Regions from separate parts of the Mus musculus genome. Here region 1 is linked to region 2. A link is a loop called in an ENCODE intact Hi-C map of the cell type or tissue named here. Cell type or tissue: gastrocnemius. All regions are shown on one strand. Links, peaks and the distances in the headings refer to the core of each region. The heading gives the core; the rest is flanking DNA.

Evidence for each region. Peaks named below come from ENCODE experiments on the same cell type or tissue, not always from the same donor. Only the 100,000 strongest peaks of a DNase experiment are listed, where the experiment ranks them.
Region 1: a loop joins it to region 2, with 2.9 times the contacts of the local background. A loop is called at or near these places in 6 of 42 quality-filtered maps.

Annotation. Positions count from the first base shown.
Region 1 is chr1:130,456,837-130,466,765 of GRCm38, forward strand. Cd55 (CD55 molecule, decay accelerating factor for complement) reads right to left here and starts at 5,908. Exons shown (of 10, transcript NM_010016.3): 1 at 5,734-5,908; 2 at 4,986-5,171; 3 at 2,746-2,937; 4 at 1,251-1,350; 5 at 1-70. The coding sequence starts at 5,833. In gastrocnemius, for the core only: a CTCF peak has its summit at 5,709 (motif pointing left); DNase peaks (open chromatin) are centred at 5,705, 6,178 and 6,854; H3K4me3 peaks cover 2,444 bases; H3K27ac peaks cover 2,681 bases.
Region 2 is chr1:130,508,038-130,517,966 of GRCm38, forward strand. Gm16083 (a long non-coding RNA gene) reads left to right here and starts at 7,011. Exons shown (of 3, transcript XR_878517.2): 1 at 7,011-7,179. In gastrocnemius, for the core only: no CTCF peak of the experiment used is centred there; no DNase peak of the experiment used is centred there; H3K27ac peaks cover 5,212 bases.

The sequences.
Region 1 (9,929 bases), core at 1,345-9,344, 50 kb before region 2:
CTCATCGTCCCAATCAACAGTATTTCCTGTGACAGAACAGAAAGTAGAGGAGACACCGACTAGCCTGTACCTAAAGGAGAGGGAAGGAAGGCTGTCATATTCACGACAGAAGGCTTGTCTTTTAAATTCTCCAGAACTTCATTTTAAAAGATTTACTCCACTAGAAAATAGAGACAAAATGACAATTTTGATAACCATCTAGATGGAAATTTTAAAAGGTTAAAAATTTAGCTCACAGAGATGATACTGAAATGGCAAGACTTCCAGACATGCAAAATGCTTCTTTTGCTTGCAGCATTAAAAATACATATATGACAAAAATCTTCTAAAATCATGTGTGATGAGATCTTTCACTCCAAGTTCTAAAAGGAAGGGATCTTGCTTCCCTTGGCTTTTAGGAAAACATTTTGAGAACTTTCCACACATCTTTAAGGTGTTTTGATGAAACCCAGCCCTCCTTCCTGATTTTCTAACCCCTCATCTGGCTCTCCACCTGCTCCTTCCCAAACCCTGGGCTCTTATGAATCCACTAGACCCACGTAGCCCTATTTCTGTCGGAAGGAGGGAGGGGTGGTGACTGGACTCAGAACATAGAAAGGAAATGAACAAAGTGGGTGAGTCGCTGATGACACTTAAAGAACTTCCTTGTTCTACATGAAGCCCAAATGAAGACCTAAGAAAACTTTCTGATAGGAGGGCATTTCCACACTAGGCTTTTTTCTTAGCCCATGATATAACAATTTATTTGCATCTATTAAAACTGAGATGCAAATTACTATTTAAGCCAGTTTAAAATTAGTTTGATTTCTAACACTTTAGGGATTGTTATTTTTGTATCATGGACATATATTTCAGTAGTAGCTACACTTATCACATTTAGAACTTCATATGTATTGGATCTAAAAATCTAGAGAAATTAGAAGTATAAAAACTTTACCCTGGTCTACATTACTAAGTTTACTTGTAACTAATAAGTTTGCTTGTAACACATTACCACAAAGAGCTCATGACAAAGGTTCTTTGGGGAACAGTTTTTTTTTCCTCAGTATACTATAGAAAATAGCTTTCATTTTGGCATTTACACACATGTGCACTACTGTGCATAGTGCACACTCACCCTCACTCTCACTATGGGGGACTGTTTTAGTGCTATCCACCAGTGACTACAGTCCACAAATCTATCAGTGTTCACTGAACTGATTTCTTTAGTTCATTAATTGATTATAGAGTCTTAGAGTGATGAAACTTACCCTGGGTTGCATGAGAAGTTTATTTCTGAACCGAATAATATGCCGGTTGGTATGTTGATGTGACCATTATCCAGATCTTTAGGATTAGGGCATGATTTTTCTAGAAAAGAATTATCAAAAAACCAACAACTCTCTAACCATACTGAATGTTAAAAGGGATTATGGCAGTAATTATTCATATACAGGCATCCATCCATACATTATGCTGAAAGTGGATGGAGAAGAAAGAGGTCTTAAGGGGAGAGGAAAGGAGGGAATGTAATGGTCTACGTGTAACATGAGAGCAGAAGGCAAGAGAAACCTGTTACCAGAATCAGCAGGAATGTGATGGGTAGGGCAGAGGAGAGGAGAATGAGGGAGACCCAAGTGACATGGATGTCCAAAATTCCGATGGTGAAACACATCACTTTTATTTTAACTTAGATAAAGACTTAAATGGGGTAGGGAGATAGAGAAACTGGGCTGGTAAAGTGCTTTCCATGTAAGGGCAAGGACCTGACTTTGATCCCCAGGACCCACAGAAAAAAAGTCAAGCAGGGTAACAAGCATTTCTCATCCCAGAACTGGGTGGGCAGAGGCATGCAGAGTCCTGGGGCTCAGTGGCCAGCCTGTGGAACTTCCTTGGGCAGCCCCAGGTCAAGGACAGATACTATCCATATGTAAGGTGAACAGAGCCTGAAGAACAATACCCAAGGTTGTCCTTTGGCCTCCATATGCATGGGTCCACAACTGCATGCACACAGAGGAACACAAACACACAAGTAATAGTAAGGACCTGGGGAAACATCTCAGTTAATAAGATGTGTGTTTATTGCAGATATGAAAACCAGAGATTGAGTCACCAGACTTCATGTAAACAGCTGGGCAGAGTGGCACACCTTCACTCCCAGTGATAGCAATGTGGGAGACAGATACTTGGAAGTGGTGGGGGGTGGGAAGGTAGGAAGAGGACAGTTAGTATACTCTATGAGTTGAAGTTCCAGACCAGAGGCACCTATGGTCTGGCACCTAGGATTATCCTATAACAGTCTCAACCAAATGCACATCTACTCATGCATGCATAGTCATGCATGCATGGAAAACATACACACACAGGTGACAAGTGGAAATTTATTACAAAATAATGTGTTCTTTGATTTACATGATTTTTACTTGTTAATTAAATCTTAGAACAGCAGGGAAAAAAACTAAATATCAGGCACACATACACAAATTCATCCTCTGAGCCACTGATAATTTCTAACCTTTCTTATTCTTTAATTTTACATTTCTGTTTTATTGCCTCAAAAAAGCAAGGTACTTGGAGTGTGTGATCATTTTAGGTAACCTTAAATTTAGTAAACATGAGCTCTGTCAGTACGTATTCCTATTATGTAAATATTTGTCTAATTAGAAAATAACTCATGAATCTCTGAAGAAACATTATATATTTTTTTCCAGACATGGTATCTCCCCAAATACAGATGACTGTAATTACTTTTTAAATCATACTCACTTTTACAAAACTGAGCAACTGGAGACCATACTAAATCCTCAAGGCAAGTTGCTTTTCCTGGGAGTGGAGGTTGTTTTCGAAATCCTGGCCGACACTCATATTCCACAATAGTACCAACTGGGAAAAAATTCATGTTGAGGTACTCTTTTTTGAGGGATGCAAAACTCAGTCTTTCTGGAGCAACACATGATTCTAAAAGAGTTAACATGGCAACAGAGAAATAGGAATGTGAACTTAGTTTATAATCCAGGCAATCTAATAGCTAGTCGTTAATCCACCCTTTTCCCATCAACTATTTGCTTTGCATGGATCTCTATGTCTTTATATATTAATTTTTAAATAAATATGACTGTGGTATTCGTAGTTCATCAAGTGTAATCACATTCATACCTTCATTTTTCAATGACTAGGAGTCTGTGAAGTTTTCACACACCAGTGCCAATAACAATAGAATTTACTGAATATTTGTAAATGTTTTATACATACTTACTCATTGAACCTCACACTGCCCCTGGTAAAAAGAGTCAGATGAACCAGCCATGTACATAAAGTATATCATGTGTGAACAGCTGAGCAAATGAGCTCTAGAGGGGCAAGGAGTACAGCAAGAAAGTGTTGCTCATTAGCTCAGTGATCAAGCTTGGAGCCAGGCTCTTTGGCTTAAGAGGTATAGGTCTGGCCTACATTATCCATCTTCTGGTAGAAGGATTCTTTAACTCTGAAATTGAGAGAAGAGTCCCTCATGAGGTTGCTTGAAGGATTAGATGCATCAATACTGTTGAACCGTTACAAACTTTTCATACCTGTGGTGAGAGTTTAGGGGCTATTTTTTGCCTTGTATAAGGGCTGAAAATGCAAATGAGAAGATGGATCTAGTGTGTTTTCAAAAATTAATTTTGAATGATTCTGGATTTAATACAGAGACACCTGATTCAGGTCATTCAAAGTCAGCAATCAAGTCTTGCTTTTATCTTTACTTTTGTGTGGTCAGTCATTCACTATATAGCAATATTCTGACCCATGATGGGCCCCATAGACAAATGTGGGGCCTGCAGGAATGCAATGGAACTGAAATATTCCTGTTGCCTAGCAACATCATGGCCATCCTAATGTAAAGTAACTCCTTGCTAACAAGTTTGCCCTGGTGCTGGGGTAGCAACCATAGTACATGAAAATCATGAGGAGTATAGCACATACAATCACATGGAGTAGATAGCATTTGATAAGTCTGTGTGTTGCCAGCTCATGTGCTTATCATACTATACGTGTTATTTTTGTTAGAAATAATAATTTCTAACAAAAATTTTAATAATAATTTGTAGAAAGAAAGAAAAGAAAGAAAGAGAGAGAGAGAGAGAGAGAGAAAGAAAGAAAGAAAGAAAGAAAAGAAAAGAAAAGAAAAGAAAAGAAAAGAAAAGAAAAGAAAAGAAAAGAAAAAAAAGAAAAGCAAGTATCATGGCTTATAATTCAAGCTACTTGAGTGGCTGAGGCAGGAGGATTTTGATCCCAGGAGTTGAGACCAGACTGAGCAACATACAGTAATCTAATGTTGATTTTTTAAAAGAAAATTAGCATAGCCGTGGTGCACAATGTATATACAGCATAAATAGCAGACAGTAATGCCTTAAGCCTGGAGAACCTTCCTCTCTTTCTGGCTAATGTGTTCTAACTGCCAACAGTAGTTAGTAGACTTACATGCTATAGAGGTTTATAAGAAAAGAACAAAGCCATGGGTTTCATAGAGAACCCTGGTCAGTACACATACCGTCTAGTATAATGTTCAGATGATATGCCAGAACAACCTAAAACTATATCTTAAAGATAACATAGGGCTATATGTACAACAGATTTTTTTTTTTTGAAGTAAGACCTCAAAATGTCTCCCAAGACTTGTATCCATTACTTAACAAAATAGAGTTGAACAAGACAGATCACCAGGGTGTGTGTCTCAGGGTAATTGCCAAATATATTCACATATAATTTACTCCCTAAACAGTACCTATCATTTTTTTTCTCTACTAGCCTGTACAATAGAAAGAAAAACTCTTAATGAAGAAGCAGGACTTGCCATAGGAAGTACCGCCTTCAATTAGCTCGAGTGTAAACTGCCAACATGTATACCCTGGGGTTTAATAATGCTAGAAAACTATCAATTACCAGTCACTCCAAAGAGGCATAAAAATAACCTCAACGAGATCCACATTCCCAAAACTTTTCAGAAAGAGAAATGAAGAACTTACTCTCACAGAATGTTTCGTGGCTCGACCATTGGCCATTTTCAAGACAGACAACTATGTTTGACTTGTCTGGAACTTGTTTAAAGCCGTTATTACACGAGTATGCCACTTTGCTTTGCTCAGCAAACTTGGAGTGTCTGCCCAAGATTGGCCTGGCATTAGGAATGTCTGGAGGTGGGCCGCAGTCTCCTAGGAAGAAAAGAGCAGGTGTAAAACTGAAGTTGGCAAGGAGCTTTCTTTCCCCAGACCTGGAACAAGAGAAGCAGCAATGGCTCTTACCTTCCTGCCAGGGCTGAACTTGCCCCTCAGGAACTTGGAATGCTTGGACTCTCGTGAACACAAGACAAAAACTAAGTAGGGAGTAAATTCCCACCCGCCTTGAGTCGTTCAGAATCTACTTAATATCCACAGGAACACTGCAGCGAGCAAGGCGCGAGATAAGACACCCGGTAGCTGCTCGCGACCAGTCTCTCACCGGCGCAGGTGGCCAGCCATCTAGCTTCCACCTTAAGAATAAAAGAGCCAGGAGCAGGGTTGGAGATTCGCACTCAACCCTCCCTTTTGGTGTTGCCACGGTCTCTGATCGCGGAGGGGATCCAGTCACAGCCCAGATAGCCCAGCATTCCACCCCCATCCCTCCCGCTGGCCGCCGGCACCCAGCAGCGGAGCCCCCAGTTACTGGGACACAATGTCTGCTGAGCATGCGCCCCCTGGCGGGCAGCCAGCCGGTCGTCGCGCATTGGCCACTCACCGCGTACAGTTGGGGACAGCAGCAACAGAGACAGCGACAGCAACGGCAGCAGCGGAGGCGGCGGTGATGGCCGAGTCCTAGGCGCCCGCCCACGGATCATAGCCCCAGGTAGAAGAGACCTTGCCCGGCTGCGGCTGGAGCTGTTTTGAGCCGCAGTTAATTGAGCAGCTGTGGCGGGGCGGGGCAGGGCCCTCGTCACCCTGGGTGGGGCAGCCTGCGTGCAAGAGGGCGTTCCCTCATTAATGAGGGCGGGTGCCTGGCCTCTAGCTTCACCCAGGGGACCTAGTTGTCCGGCGGGAGTGGGGTCTGGGGTCTGGGGGAGTACCTTCTAAAGGAGGGCGCTTCACTCCCCCAGTACTCTGTGTCAGCACTCTGCTCCAGCAGAAAGCTACCCACACTCCCAACTCTGGTGTGCTGAGTGCTTGCAAAGGGAAGGGTAGGCGCGGTGGAATTCCTGAGCCAGAGGGAGCTGAGAAATAGGGAAACACCCAGGACCCCTGTGGCTTCAGCTGGAAGATGTCAGATGGGAGGGTGGGAGCTGCTGACCAAGAGTGTGTCTCCTAGGTCTCACCATGGTGTCAAAACAGAAAATAGGATAGGATCCAAGAAAACAGGGAGGGATCAGCCTGCCAGAACCGGTCACAAACAATATGCAGAGATCTAGGGAGCTTGGCTGAGGTTTTTCAGACCCTATCTGGGTGAGGAGTCACCTTCTTAGCCCTGGTTATAGATATGGACCAAGGATACCACCTGAATTCGACTTTGGGATTATTTCAGTCCTGCTATGAAATAGAATTCAGGAATAAATAGTAGAGCTTAAGAAAAAGATTTATTTCGTGGTGTGAAGAACAGTGACAAACAAAGCGATCCACACATTGGAATCACACCAGAGCATTAAATTAATTAATTGAAAAAGAAAAGGAAAGAAAAGAATGCAGAAGGTGAAGCTGTGCATGGAATAAACTGAACCTCTCTTGAGGACAGCACTAGGAATTAGGATTATTTGGTATTGGCTGGTCACTGTGCAACCCGGTTTATGAAGCCCCACATGCGTGTGATATCCAGAGTAAAGAGCCATGTACCACACCATGTGTCTCCTGCAAATCCCCACCGGGAGGGTCGAGGTGGGAGGAAGCAGAGGTAAGTTGCCACAGGCCCTCATGTAAAAAGCCCCAAAGTGCTCCCCTTTGTGTGTCTGGGTCTGGTTAGCAGTGTCCCACTATGAATTCCCTTTTTATATAGGTGTTTTACCCAACTGGTGAAATCCCTCACCAGAAACTCAGCCTTCAATGGTAGACCAGTTGTGGGAGTGTTTGTCATATACTGATAACCATTCCTAAAGTTTTCTTGTGGTTCCTTATTGGTTAGTGTGAGCTTTTGAAGAGCAAACTGGTTTTTAACAAGTGTTTTCTTCTGATTCTTGCTTACTTAGTTACCCAAGCACCGTGTTTTCCTGTTGCCGAGATTACAGGAAAGGGTTGCTTTATAGGTGTTTGTTGAAATCTAACAGTATTTAAGGGTTCTGGAGTTGACATCATACCCTAGCGACTCATGCCTGTAAACTTGGAAGGTAGAGCAAGAGGTTTTGGGTTAAAGGCTAGCCTGGGTTTTGAAGTTCCAAGTTAACTTGGCCTCAATAGGGCCATTTCTTAAAAACATCCTGAAGTTTAAGTCTCACAAGGGTAGAGTGTTTCATAACTATCAAGTGTGTTTCTTCTCATAGTTGTTAAAAACTTGACCCTTCCTTCCTTATGTGCCACTTGCATGTCAGGGCCCAGCAGTGACAGAAGTGGTGTCACATGGACCTTCATTTATTCCCTGAGAGCTCTCTGTGACCTCATTCACTACTTTTTTCTGCCCTGCTGTAGTTAGCTGAGTCAAAATCAGATAGGGAGCACTCATAAACCCTTGAAAGAGTTCTCTACATGTGTGTTAAATAAAGATCATAGCTTTATAGCTAGATAGAACAGTGAGCCCAGCCAAGTGTCCAAAACTATCTTATTGTCCAGGCAGTGGTTGCACACGCCTTTAATCCTACCCCTTGGGAGGCAGAGGCAGGCGGATTTCTGAGTTCCAGGCCAGGCTGGTCTACAGAGTGAGTTCGAGGACATCCAAGGCTACATAGAGAAACCCTGTCTGTAAAAACAACAAACAAACAAAAAAACAAAACAAACAAACAAACAAAAACCTATCTTATCGCCCAATTTTGGAACACCAATTGGTCTAAGCTGTCACTTTCTAAAGTATTTTATTTTCAGTAATAAGTTTTTTCCAAAGAAATGAGTTTAAGAATTAATGGGTGGACACTTACGTAATGCTTGCCACCACCCAAATATTTACAATACCCAGGAGGGAAAGATTTAACAACACCACATGATGCATTTACTTAATTTTTAAAAAGGTGTGGATTAAAATATGAACATTACTAAGAAAAAAAAAAACAAAACTTCAAGCTGATAACTTAGGGTATTTTATTTTACGTGCTGGCTGTGCTGGCGAGTTTTGTGTCAACTTGACACACCTGGAGTTATCACTGAGAAAGTAGTTTCAGTTGGGGAAATGCATCCACCTCCAAGAGATCCAGCTGTAAGGCATTTTCTCAATTAGTGATCAAGAGGGGAGGTCCTGCTTGAGTTCCAGTCCTGACTTCCTTGGTGATGAACAGCAGTTTGGAAGTGTAAGCTGAATAAACCCTTTCCTCCCCAACTTGTTTCTTGGTCATGATGTTTGTGCAGGAATAGAAACCCTGACTAAGACACTGGCCCAGATTTTCTATATTCCACTTGCTTTATGCATGTACCATTTTCCAGTTCCATTTCTTCATGAGGTGGAAGAGCTATCAACATTTCACAGATGAGAGGACACGACACGATAGTTATTTCCGCAAAAAATAAGAAGTGGCCAGATTAAAATGCAAATCTAGCTTGATTCTAAGACTTTTGTGTGTATGCTTCTGAATTTGTACCTCTGTGTGTGTGTGTGTGTGTGTGTGTGTGTGTGTAGGACACAGGACAGTCTCAGGTGTCATCCTCAGGAACACGTGCTCATGTCCTTTGAACAAAGTCTCTCACTGGAAGAACCTGGGGCTCAGTGACTGGGGCAGGCTGGCTGGCCAGGGAGGCACCTTTCTCTGTCTCCCTGATGCTTGGATTACAGGTGCACATTAGCACACGTGGTATTTTTACCTGAGTCCTGGAATTGACCTTAGGTCCTCATGCTTGAACAGCAAACATGTTACCAACTAAGCTGTCTCCCCAGCATATTCTTTGTAAGGAACAATTATCAAAGATTTGTCCTACCTAGAGCACAGTGAATTATCAAAGAGGTTTGGAAACCTAGGACCTTCTGGTGTGAACACTTAATTCATTGTTTTGATTCTGTACTCTGGAAGCTAGCTATGTGTTCTTCAGCATCTTGTTCCACGTTGACTTGAAAATGTCTCAGAACAGTTTTTGGTCCCTATAGATCTCCAATTCCCAAATGACACATTTATATAATTAGGTTAGGAAACATAAAGACATTTAAGTCTATGATTTTGCAGGAATAAGAAAGCACAGCCCTTGCCTAGGTAGAAAGACTAACTCGGTATTTATACATTCGAAGAAAGTTCTTACAGGGGAAGCAAGGATTAATTGGGAAGTTGTGTACAGAGTCTGGAAACAGAGTAACTCCAAAGGCACAGCAGTCAGGAGGTTAACACTAGGGAACAGAAATGCCTCCATTTCAGTTTTTTAAATAATAAGTCTATATTAAGGAAATAAATCTGTTACTCTTTAAAAAAGAAAACTTAACACAATTATTATAAACCCTTGCGTTTCCATTCTTGCTCAGACCAAAGACATTCTGAAGGAGGAGTCCACCGCATTTGACAACTGAACAGAAGGAAAATAATCTTAAAGGTGACTCTGCACTTTGGGCATGTGTAAGGTGAAACCAGGAGGCAATTTAGGGAAGAAATAACCACTTGGCTTTCTGCTGGCTAACTACAAGATGCAGTAGCAGCATGGCTAAGTGGAAATACACAGCATTGAGATTGGAATGTAGGAGATTGGGCTGGAACCTGGAGAGACATGGCTTAAGAGAAAGGTGTTGAGGGGGTGGCCAGAAACAAGGAGAGAGCAGACAAAGTCTTGAAGCCACACCTTAGAATCAACAGGACAGGTGAGAAGGTGTAAAAAACGGAAGAGGGCATTACA
Region 2 (9,929 bases), core at 632-8,631:
ATCGTTAATTTTAAATGGACTCAGAAGGAAACTCAGGTGGCATTAGAGACTGAATAAAATAAATAAGGGAAAGAAAAGGGCAAGCAAGCTGGAGCGTTCCGTAGCTGCCAGGAGGGAAACAGATAAAAGAAAAAAGAGGCCATGAGTATCTAGTCAGAGCTTAAGAAAGCAGGCTGGCTCAGCCCCTGGAGCAGCTGTACAGTGGAGGTCATCAGAGAAAGAATAAGAATACCCAAGAGTGACCAGGACAGGCAGCTTTAGAATTTGGGCCAGTGTTTGAAAAATAGAGATAGAAAAGGAGAAAAGAAAAGTTTTGTGCTCTCTGCTTTAGAACTCAAAAAGTTGGCAGGTTCAGCAGGGAGGGTCTGTAATGAATCAACCAGAAGGAGTTTCTGGGAGTAGAAAATTCTGGCCTTCCTGGCAAGAATAAAGATATTCTAAAGACAATTATGCACCACCCTTTGGCTGTCTGACTTTTGAAAACAGTGTACCAAAGGAAAATGGAAATTCCCCAGGAAATGTGAGGGCTAAAGTTATGTTTTAAGTTTAAATTACTAGGCTTAAGAAATGTATAAAACAAAAATGCCTCCTCCCTCTAAGCCCTGCCTGCGCATGGACAGATACCTTCCTGGAATGCTGGAGGCTGTTGTTCATTTAAGATAACAAACCACATGTTTTCATTTTTCTAAGCAAGTTTGGTTGCCCCAGTGGCACAGGAAGTGCTTGATCACACATAGGTGATAGGTACATAGACAGGAAGTGCCTTAGGATGTAGGCTTGCCCCCGATTGGACGAAGACAGGATGTAGCCTTGTGTGTTTTGCCTTTATAAGCACCTGACACACATAATTTGCAGCCATTCTCTCAGAATGCTGGGTATGGGCCTGGCCAGTGTTTAACAAAGTTTGTTTCAAATTTGGCTCAAAAGTTTTGTTAGTGATCTTATTCTCACAGGGTGGTGTCAACAGAAACTCATCCAGGAAAAGGAAGAGGCTGGGGCTTTGCTGGCACCCAGAAGATGAGATTTTTCTCCAAAAACTAGATTTTCTACTTGCCACACCCCCTTGTAGGACGATTGGAGCAGAGACTGAGGTGGGCAGGGCCCCACCCTGTGCAGCATTGCTAAGTTATACATACCTCTTGGCTTTTTCATACATTAATCTTGATGGAACTTTCTCCAATATTTACACTCCTGCCACGACAAGCTCTTGAGAACTGTGCTAAAAAAAAAATCATGAAATCATGAATAGAAGGGTGGTGTTCAGTCATTTTCCTATAATTCATGCTAATGAAACAGATAGGATAGTCCCTGCCTAAGAGCGACTCTAATACTCCAACCCTGTTTTATATATTGGTTGAAGAGAGTGACTTGGATTTTTTAAAGTAGGTATTGGAAGAGATCTCTATATCATGGGGAGTTTAGTTTGAAATTGTTATATATCTTAATACAGGGTTTAAGGAACAGCAGTTGATGGCCCCAGAAAAGTCACAAGCCAGCTGAGCCCTGAGCATGCTTGCTCCAGGACAGCAGCCTTCTGCAGTTAGAGTCCAGGGATATGATCCCTTGTATTACTTAAGAGGAAAAAATAAGCAAACAAAATCACACTGATGGTTATATGTTGGCAGTGTAGCAAAATAAAGAAGAACAAAAACGAATCCAGTTATGGAACAGCTTCAAAGGGAAGACACCATAAGGTTGTAATCACTGAACACTGACAGTACCAAAAAATTGAATTATAATGAAGAAAATCTAAAGCATTGAATATGGTTACAAATATGTATATATGTAGATGATGTAGATGATGATATATATACCATATAGATATATACAGAGAGAGAGAGAGAGAGAGTTTAAATGTAGTCATTCTCAAGTTAATGTTTCTCCCTGAAGCCATAGGTTGCCAACAAAGAGCCTAGTGCTCATGCTAGGGTATGGAGTGCCTTTGTTTGGATTGTTGGTCAAAGAAGGTCAGGAGAACCTCACTCACAAAAGCAATACATGTGTCTTAATTAGGGTTTACATTGCTGAGCACAGACACTATGACTAAGAACTCTTCTTATAAAGACAACATTTAATTGGGGCTGGCTTACAGGTTCAGAGGCTCAGTCCATTATCATCAAGATGGGAGCATGGCAGCATCCAGGCGGGTATAGTACAGGAGAAGCTGAGAGTTCTACATTTTTATCTGAAGGCTGTTAGAAGACTGGCTTCCAGGCAGCTGGGATGAGGGTATTAAAGCCTACACCCACAGTGACACACCTACTCCAAGAAGGCCACACCTTCTAATAGTGCCACTCCCTGGGTCAGGCATATACAAACCATCACAACTGTCTTGGCTACTGTCTTTGCTTTTGCTTACACACCAGAACTTGATGGTAAGACCTATTGCTTGAAGACACCACAGACTTTAGTCACAAGACCTGGAGAAAATAAGCTGGTACAAGCTGCTTATTCCCTGCTGGCTAGCCTTCTTAGTAGCAGAGAAAAGTCACCAGCAATCCCACCAGTTTGAACCCTGTGAGCAACAATAATGATTGGCCTGAGAGTCTGCCCACAGGAACAATCGTGCTACAAATGTGATGGGAATTACAAATTGATTTCTGATTGGATATTTGGCCTAGGAGGAAGCTCATACCTGGTACTATAATTTAGCCCAGAGCTCATGACTGGGGAGCACCTAGGCCCTAGAAGAGAACCTACTAGTAGTCTATTATTTGGATATAAGATGGTGGATCAAAAATAGGGAACACCCAAAGGCAATTCTTTTAGGCAGTCAAATTAGAGTTCTGTTTGTCGAAACACCTGGAACTTTCTTTTTCCAAATTATTCTGAATAATAAGAGTCTTTTTCTTGTGGTAGTGGAAAATTTGAATGTTTCCAGGCTTAGAGAAATGACTTAAAGATGCAGAGACCCACAGCCAAACATTAGGTAGAGTCCGGGAACCCCACAGAAGAGGGGAAGGATTGTAGGAGCCAGGAGGGTCAAGGATACCACAAGAAAAACCACCAAATCAACTAACCAGGTTTCATAGGGGCTCACAAAGACTGCACTGACAATCAGGAAGCCTGCATGGGTTTGACCTAGGTCCACTGCATATATTATGGTTGTTTAGCTTGATGTTCTTGTGGGACTTCTAGCAGTGGGCGTAGGCACTGTCTCTAACCCATACACCTGCTTTTAGGACCCTTTTCTTCCTACTGGGTTGCCTAGTCCAGGTTTGATGTGAGGGTATGTACCTAGTCTTATTGTGATTTTGTGGTACTGGCTGGTTTTATGTCATCTTGAAACAAGTTAGAGTGGTCAGAGCGGAAGGCACCTCAGTTCAGGGAATGCCTCCATGAGATCTCAATTAGTAATCACTGTGAGAAGGCCCAGCCCACTGTGGTATCACCCCTGGACTGGTGGTCCTGGATTCTATAGAAAGCAGGCTGAGGAAGCCAGTAATGGGCACTCCTCCATGGCCTCTGCACCAGCTCTGCCTGCAGGACCCTGTCTTAACTGAGTTCCTGTCCTGACTTCCTTTGGTAGTGAACACCAAGGTGGAACTATAAGCCAAATAAGCCCTTTCACCCCAAACTTGCTTTTTGGTCATGGAGTTTTGTCAAAGCAATAGAAACCCTAACTAAGACACTTGTTATGCCATGTTTGGTTGATGTCCCTGGGAGACATGCTCTTTTCTGAAGGGAAATGGAAGGGTGAGTCTGGGGAAAGGGGGGGAAGTGTAGGGGAGGGACTAGGAGAAAAGGAGGGAGGAGAAACTGAGGGAGGGATGTAATATATGAAACAAGGTCCAATAACCATGAGTTTGGGACTTTCCACTAGAGTCTGGTGAGCTCCCCAGCAGGTCCTCAACTGAAAACAATGACTCCCCTTCTCCCACAGTCTATCCATAGCCAATAGTTCACAGTGGAGAGGTTGGATCTCACAAACCTCTCCACTTTTCAAGACAGGCTGTTGACTCTAGGCCCAGTTGCTCACAGCTGCTGTGATTTCATAATTGCAGTGACTGTGTCATGCCCAGATGTCAGTAAAACTTTTACAGTGCTATTAATTTGCTCAAATAATCCAGGGAACTGAGATAAATACAGTGAAACTGTTGCATAATAGATCAAATTTAACAAAAAACACTTGTCTGGTAAAATGAGTTCCATGATCACTATATAATTCAGCAGGAATGCACCAAGAGAGAATAATTCTTTCTAACCCAACTTTTTTTTTCCCCACTGACACCGTGGCTTTCGACCAAGGGAAAGCTTCAATCCAACGGTAAAACAAATTCATGCTAAGACATATTTATATACTTGTGTCAGGGACATTTAGACAAAGTCTAGCTGCCAAGTTTCAAAAGGTTCCTTCGATAAAAAATATTGTTTGCAAGGATACCCTTGCATCTATGGAGGGCCATTGAGATAACTGCTCTATGATTAGGGGAAAGGAGTGTGTGTGCTTGTGTGTGTGTGTGTGTGTGTGTGTGTGTGTGTGTGTGTGTGTGTGTGTGAGAGAGAGAGAGAGAGAGAGAGAGAGCACCCAGAGGCATCTGGAAGAGTCCAGAACAGAGAGAAACAGCAGCGTCCTGGACATGGCCAGGGCTAGGGAATCAGGACTTGCAGAGAAGAGCAGGAGAGAATAGTGAAGATGGTTAGGGCAGGGGAATACCTTGCCATTATACAGAGAATAGATGGGAATCTGGGGAAAGGGAAGCCCGTTGGGGAGGGAAGGGGCCAGAGTCATTGTGCAGACTTGTGAATGGGGACTACAGGATCCTGAAGGCTAGCATGGCTATGATGCGCTGGTAGGCACCACATGTATATATCACCAGAGAGCCTTATGTCCCTTCCTCCAGAAGCGAGGAAAATGACTCCTTCTGGCAAACAGAAAACTTCTTCATGAGTTCCTGAGGATGGTGGCTTTTATCTAACCACCAGAAACACTTCCTATATAGCTCTGCTTGGCCTGAGTCAGGACCATCATTTCCTGACATATCTTTTTTCCTACTTCCTGAGCACTTCCTGAGACCTAACACAAGCGCTCTTGGGTGCCATGAAGTGACTTAGCAGGCTTGTGTTTGGAACAAGCAGAACACACAGCTGATGGAAGAGCATAGGCTCTGCTATTGCCTTTGCCTTTTTAGTACTTGCTTTAGGATGTGCTAGGGTTTTAATGATGGCAAATTGGGCAAATGGATAGCATCCAGCAATTGTGAAATATGCTGACTTTTCTGAAGAGCTGGCCAGAGAGATTTGGAAATTCTCTTTCTCATGCAGCACTTACTCCCTGTGAGTGTGTTATCGCTACTCTGTTTTCTGCTAAATGGAGCACTTTGGTTAAGGCTATAAATTCAGCCACTTGAGCAGATTTAATGAGCACATTCATTACATCAGGACTGAAAGCAACTGCATATCCTGCATATCCTGCCTAAACCTGACCTTGTTTATCTCAGAACTGTCAGTAAATAAAATCAATTTTGCATTTTCAGTAGCTGTGTCAAATGTGTGTCTCCTAGAAGCAAGTAGTATATCAGGTGTGGATCCCAGCCAAGTTTCTCCTCTTCTGGGTCTTCTGATGAAGGGATTGAGGGTTGCAAGACACAGGAGTCGAAAACAGACTTGTCTCAGGAGAAGTTAGACCTCCCCAGTAGTGCTGGTGTGATGTAAATGAAGCAGAATTCCTATGGAGTTGGGCATAAGTGGTGAAGAGAGAAGCTGAAGTGAGTCTACAGATGTTTACAGTAGAGGTGGAGATGGCTCTCATGTAGGGAAGATGTCATCTGGCTCTAGGGGGCTGGAGTACCAGCAGGGGCCTGTGTACCATGTATACACACACACACACACACACACACACACACACACACACACCCGTATCATCCTTTCTGCTTTCTTCCTACTCAAGTGGAAAGGAGAAAAAAAAATTATAGATTAGCAGCCTTAGGGCAGGGGCCTGTTTTAAACATGTTAAGGCCTAAAATGTCACCTCTTCCTCCAGGCCTAGTTGAAGGGTATCAGATTATACAGTTTCTTGGTGTTCTTTTGTTTGTTTGTTTGTTTGTTTTATTTTTATTTTTTTACTTATTCACTTTACAGCCCGTTCACTGCCCCCATCCTAGTTACTCCCTGTCACAATTCTTCCCCCACCCCTCCTCCTCCTCTGAGCCAGTGGGGGCCCCCCTGGATTCCCCCTCCAACTCGAACACCACCTCTACCCCCCCCCCTTACTTTAAGTCTCTGTGAGGCTAGGCATTTCCTCTACAGATCGTACAAGGTTTATATAGTGGTTGGACAATGATGAATAGTTTGGATTATGATTCCAGTAGCAACCAGTTAGTCCTGGGATCCTTTTAATTGTCATTTTATTTGGAATATAGAATATTTACCAATCAAAGTGCTCCCATTCAAATTGTCAAACCTGACAACTGCAAGAAGAAAAACCAAATCTACAATTGTTCGGTTAAAGCAAGGTTTATTTTGCTCTTCACCTGGGCCTGGCCAGTCCAGCTGCCTCTCCCTAAGTCGGGATTTTAGAGAGCAGCCCCTGCTGTCCTCTTGAAATCCCTTTAATAGGAGAGATGGGGTGTTCACAGGGCTGAGAGTTGGCTGTTATTATACATTGTCCGATACAGTGAGAGGGGAAGACAAAGGGTAAGGACTACATCATGTGAACGGGGCCGCAGGTTTAGTGTAGGTTGAAAACATGTGTTCAGTTCACATCAGATCTAAGAAACAGAAACTTATTCTTAATTACGGATGGAAACTTTAACTCGCAAGGACTTAGCACAGGACAACCAGGAACTTATTCTTTAGGATTTATCACAGGATAAACAGAAACTCATTCAGAGACCTTAACCTGCACAAGACAAACAGGAACTTCTTCCCCCTCCCTCCTCTCTCCCCGCCCCACTTCCCGCCCCTCGCCCCTCTCCCCTCCCCCTTCCCCCTCTCCCCTCCCCCCTCCCCTCTCCCCTCCCCTCTTCCCCCCCCACCCCCCAGTTCCACCCCTCTGTAGGAATAATCTCTTGTGCGCTGTATGGGAGCATCACCTGTCAATTAAAAGCTGACGGCTTATTAGCAAAAGGCAGGAAGTAGAAGGTGGGAGTTCTGGTAGAAAGATTGGAACTCTGGGAGATAAGAGTCAGAAGATTTACCCTGGGCTCTGAGAAATCGGAAGCATGAAACTGAGGAGAGGTAATTAGCCTTGTGCCAGACATAAAATAATTTAAATCTGTCATAAAAGTTACAAGCTAGTCAGGGAGCAAGTCAAAGCTTATGGCCTAGGCATTTATTCATAAATAAATAACCCTCTGAGTTTGTTATTCGGGAACTGGCGCGCAGATAGAAAAGCCTGCAATTACACCCTCTCCTCCTCCCCAGAAAAAAAGCAGTCCTCGCAGGGACATCAACCAAACACAGCATAACAAGTTCCAACAAGACCAGGCACATAGCATCACATCCAAGCTGGACAAGGCAAGAGGAGTTGGCAGAAGAATCAAGGACAGCCCCGGCCCCCACTACCACTGTTAGAATCTCTGCTACTCAGGCATACCATGTATGCAGAGGATCTAGGTCAGACCTTTACTGATCCCTGTGTGCTGGGAATTCCCGTGAGTCCTAGTCCATTGATTCTGTGGGCTGTGTTCTTGTGGTGTGTCCCTGACCCCTCTGGTTTCTCAGATCCTCCTCTTCCTCCTCCTCCCCCTCCTCCCCTCCTCCTCCCCCTCCCCCTCCTCCTCCTCAGGACTCCCTGAGTTCTAAGGTTTGGCAGTTGGATAAAGCCTTTCTGGTCCTTTTGGTAATGATTTCTGCTAGACTCCAGTGTCAGCACACTCTGTGGCAGGACAAACTGTAGACTGAAGGTTTTGTGGCTGGGTTGGTGTCCCAATCCCTCCATTGAGCCCTGGCTTAGTTACAGAAGATGGCTGGTTCAGGCTCTGTGTCTCCCATTGTGCCTTTGCTAGGGTTGCTCATGTAGATTCCATGGAGTTTCCATGGCTCTAGGTTCCCACCTTGCCCCTGAAACGCTCCCTAATGCCAATCATTTCTCCCAGTATCTCCTCCCCACCATCTGGTCCCTCCCCTTATCAAACCCACCCACAAAACCCACTCTATTTCCCCTTCCCAGGAAGATCCTTTCTCTCCCTTTCAGCTCTCCGTGTTACTTAGCCCCTCTGGGTCTGTGGACTGTATTGTGATTGTCTTACTTTACAGCTTATATATATTTTTAAATGATTACATACCATGTTTGTCTTTCTGTTACCTCCCTTTAGGTGATTTTTTTTTTCTAGTTCCATCCATTTGCCTGCAAATTTCATAATGTCATTGTTTTTAACAGCTGAGTAAAGAAACCCAATTTTCTTTATCCACTCTTTGGTTGAGGGCCATCTAGTTTGTTTGTAGTTTCTGGCTATTATGAATATAGTTGCTATGAACATAATTGAGCAAGTGTTCTTGTGATAGAACGTTCTTTGGGCATATGCTCAGGAGTGGTATAGCTGAGTCCTGTGGTAGATCCTAATTTTCTGAGAAACTCAGGAACTTATTCTTAACTGCAAACAGAACTGTTAACGTGCAAACTATATATATATTTTTTTTTTCTGATTTGGTCTCACAGGATGTGTGATCAGTTCTGAAGGAGTCACCATATAACCTAGGTATTTAACCTCCTATGGGCAAAGCTGCATTTTGTGGTTTGATACTTTATGGCCTGTGTTAGCGAGTTGCTATAATAAGAAAATTTGACCTTTGAGTCAAGCATCATGTGATAGAGAAAAGAGCAGGTCCTCTGTAACGGTATTCTTAAACAGAGAAACAGGACACCGAGGCTTTCTGCCTGGGAGCAGCTTCATTTGTGCCAAAACAAGCTCAGCAGATTCAAATCCAAAGGCTGATCCCCAAGTGCATCCGGGATTCACCTTATATACATTCTAGCCCCTTTGTCCCCTCATATGGTAGTGTATGCTTTCCCTGTGTCGCCTATGGCTATAGGTCCGTGACATTAAGCTACAGGAGTGAGTTTCGGTTGCTATGACACTGAGGAGTCAGAGGTGTCATGAGGCTGAGCATGCACACACTGGTGCTGATTAAGCCTCTTGTCTTTCATGTGCTGTAGGAGGACCCTTACCACAATCCACATGTTGAATTAAATAAAACTCCTAAAGGAATTGTAAGTATCATAAGATTTAGGGTTTTGAGAAAACGACCCTGGAGTCCTAGTGTGTCTCTGTGCCATCATGTCTCATAGGTATTGCCTTCTCATCTGAAGGAATTCTGGCTGTTAGACACAGCGGAGATGCTGAAAGGGCACCTGAAGTTCTGTTACTCAAGAGTAACAGAAAAAAACAACGGCCATAAATCAATACACTTTTAAAAATACATTAGTGGAAACATTAAGAAGGTAGCTGAGGCAAGTCAGAGCTTCGGCTGTAGGCCTCGGGAGCTATGTGAGGCCTCTCAGCCTTTTGGTTGGTGGAAACTGTGGTTTTCTTAACAACACATTCCAAAATGTTTTTAATCTGTTAGTCACAGGGTGTTAGGCCAGTCACAGAGGTAGGTAAGCAGTGGCTATTTAGAGGGCTGAAGATGGACCGAGATAAATGTAACCAGGCTCTGGACCAGCAATGTTCCAACCTGTCCACAGTCACGGCCTTTTAATAGTCAGCCCACCTTTGAAGACACAGTTTCTTTCCAGGAATTCTTCTTGCTCAAGTGGTGTGAGGGCCTCTCTCTGAATGCGATTGCAGACCAGAAGAGTATAATGCATTATTTTAAGGTCTGTGCATCAAAGTGATCCAATTAGTAAGAAAACAGCGGAGGGGAGTCTTTACTGAAGATAAATAGCTATCAGTGTGTAACTTTAAAAGAAATAAAGAGTAAAAGCCTTTGTGTTGATATAGGAAAACAGTAAACACCAGAGTTTGGCATATAAAAGGTGAAAGGTC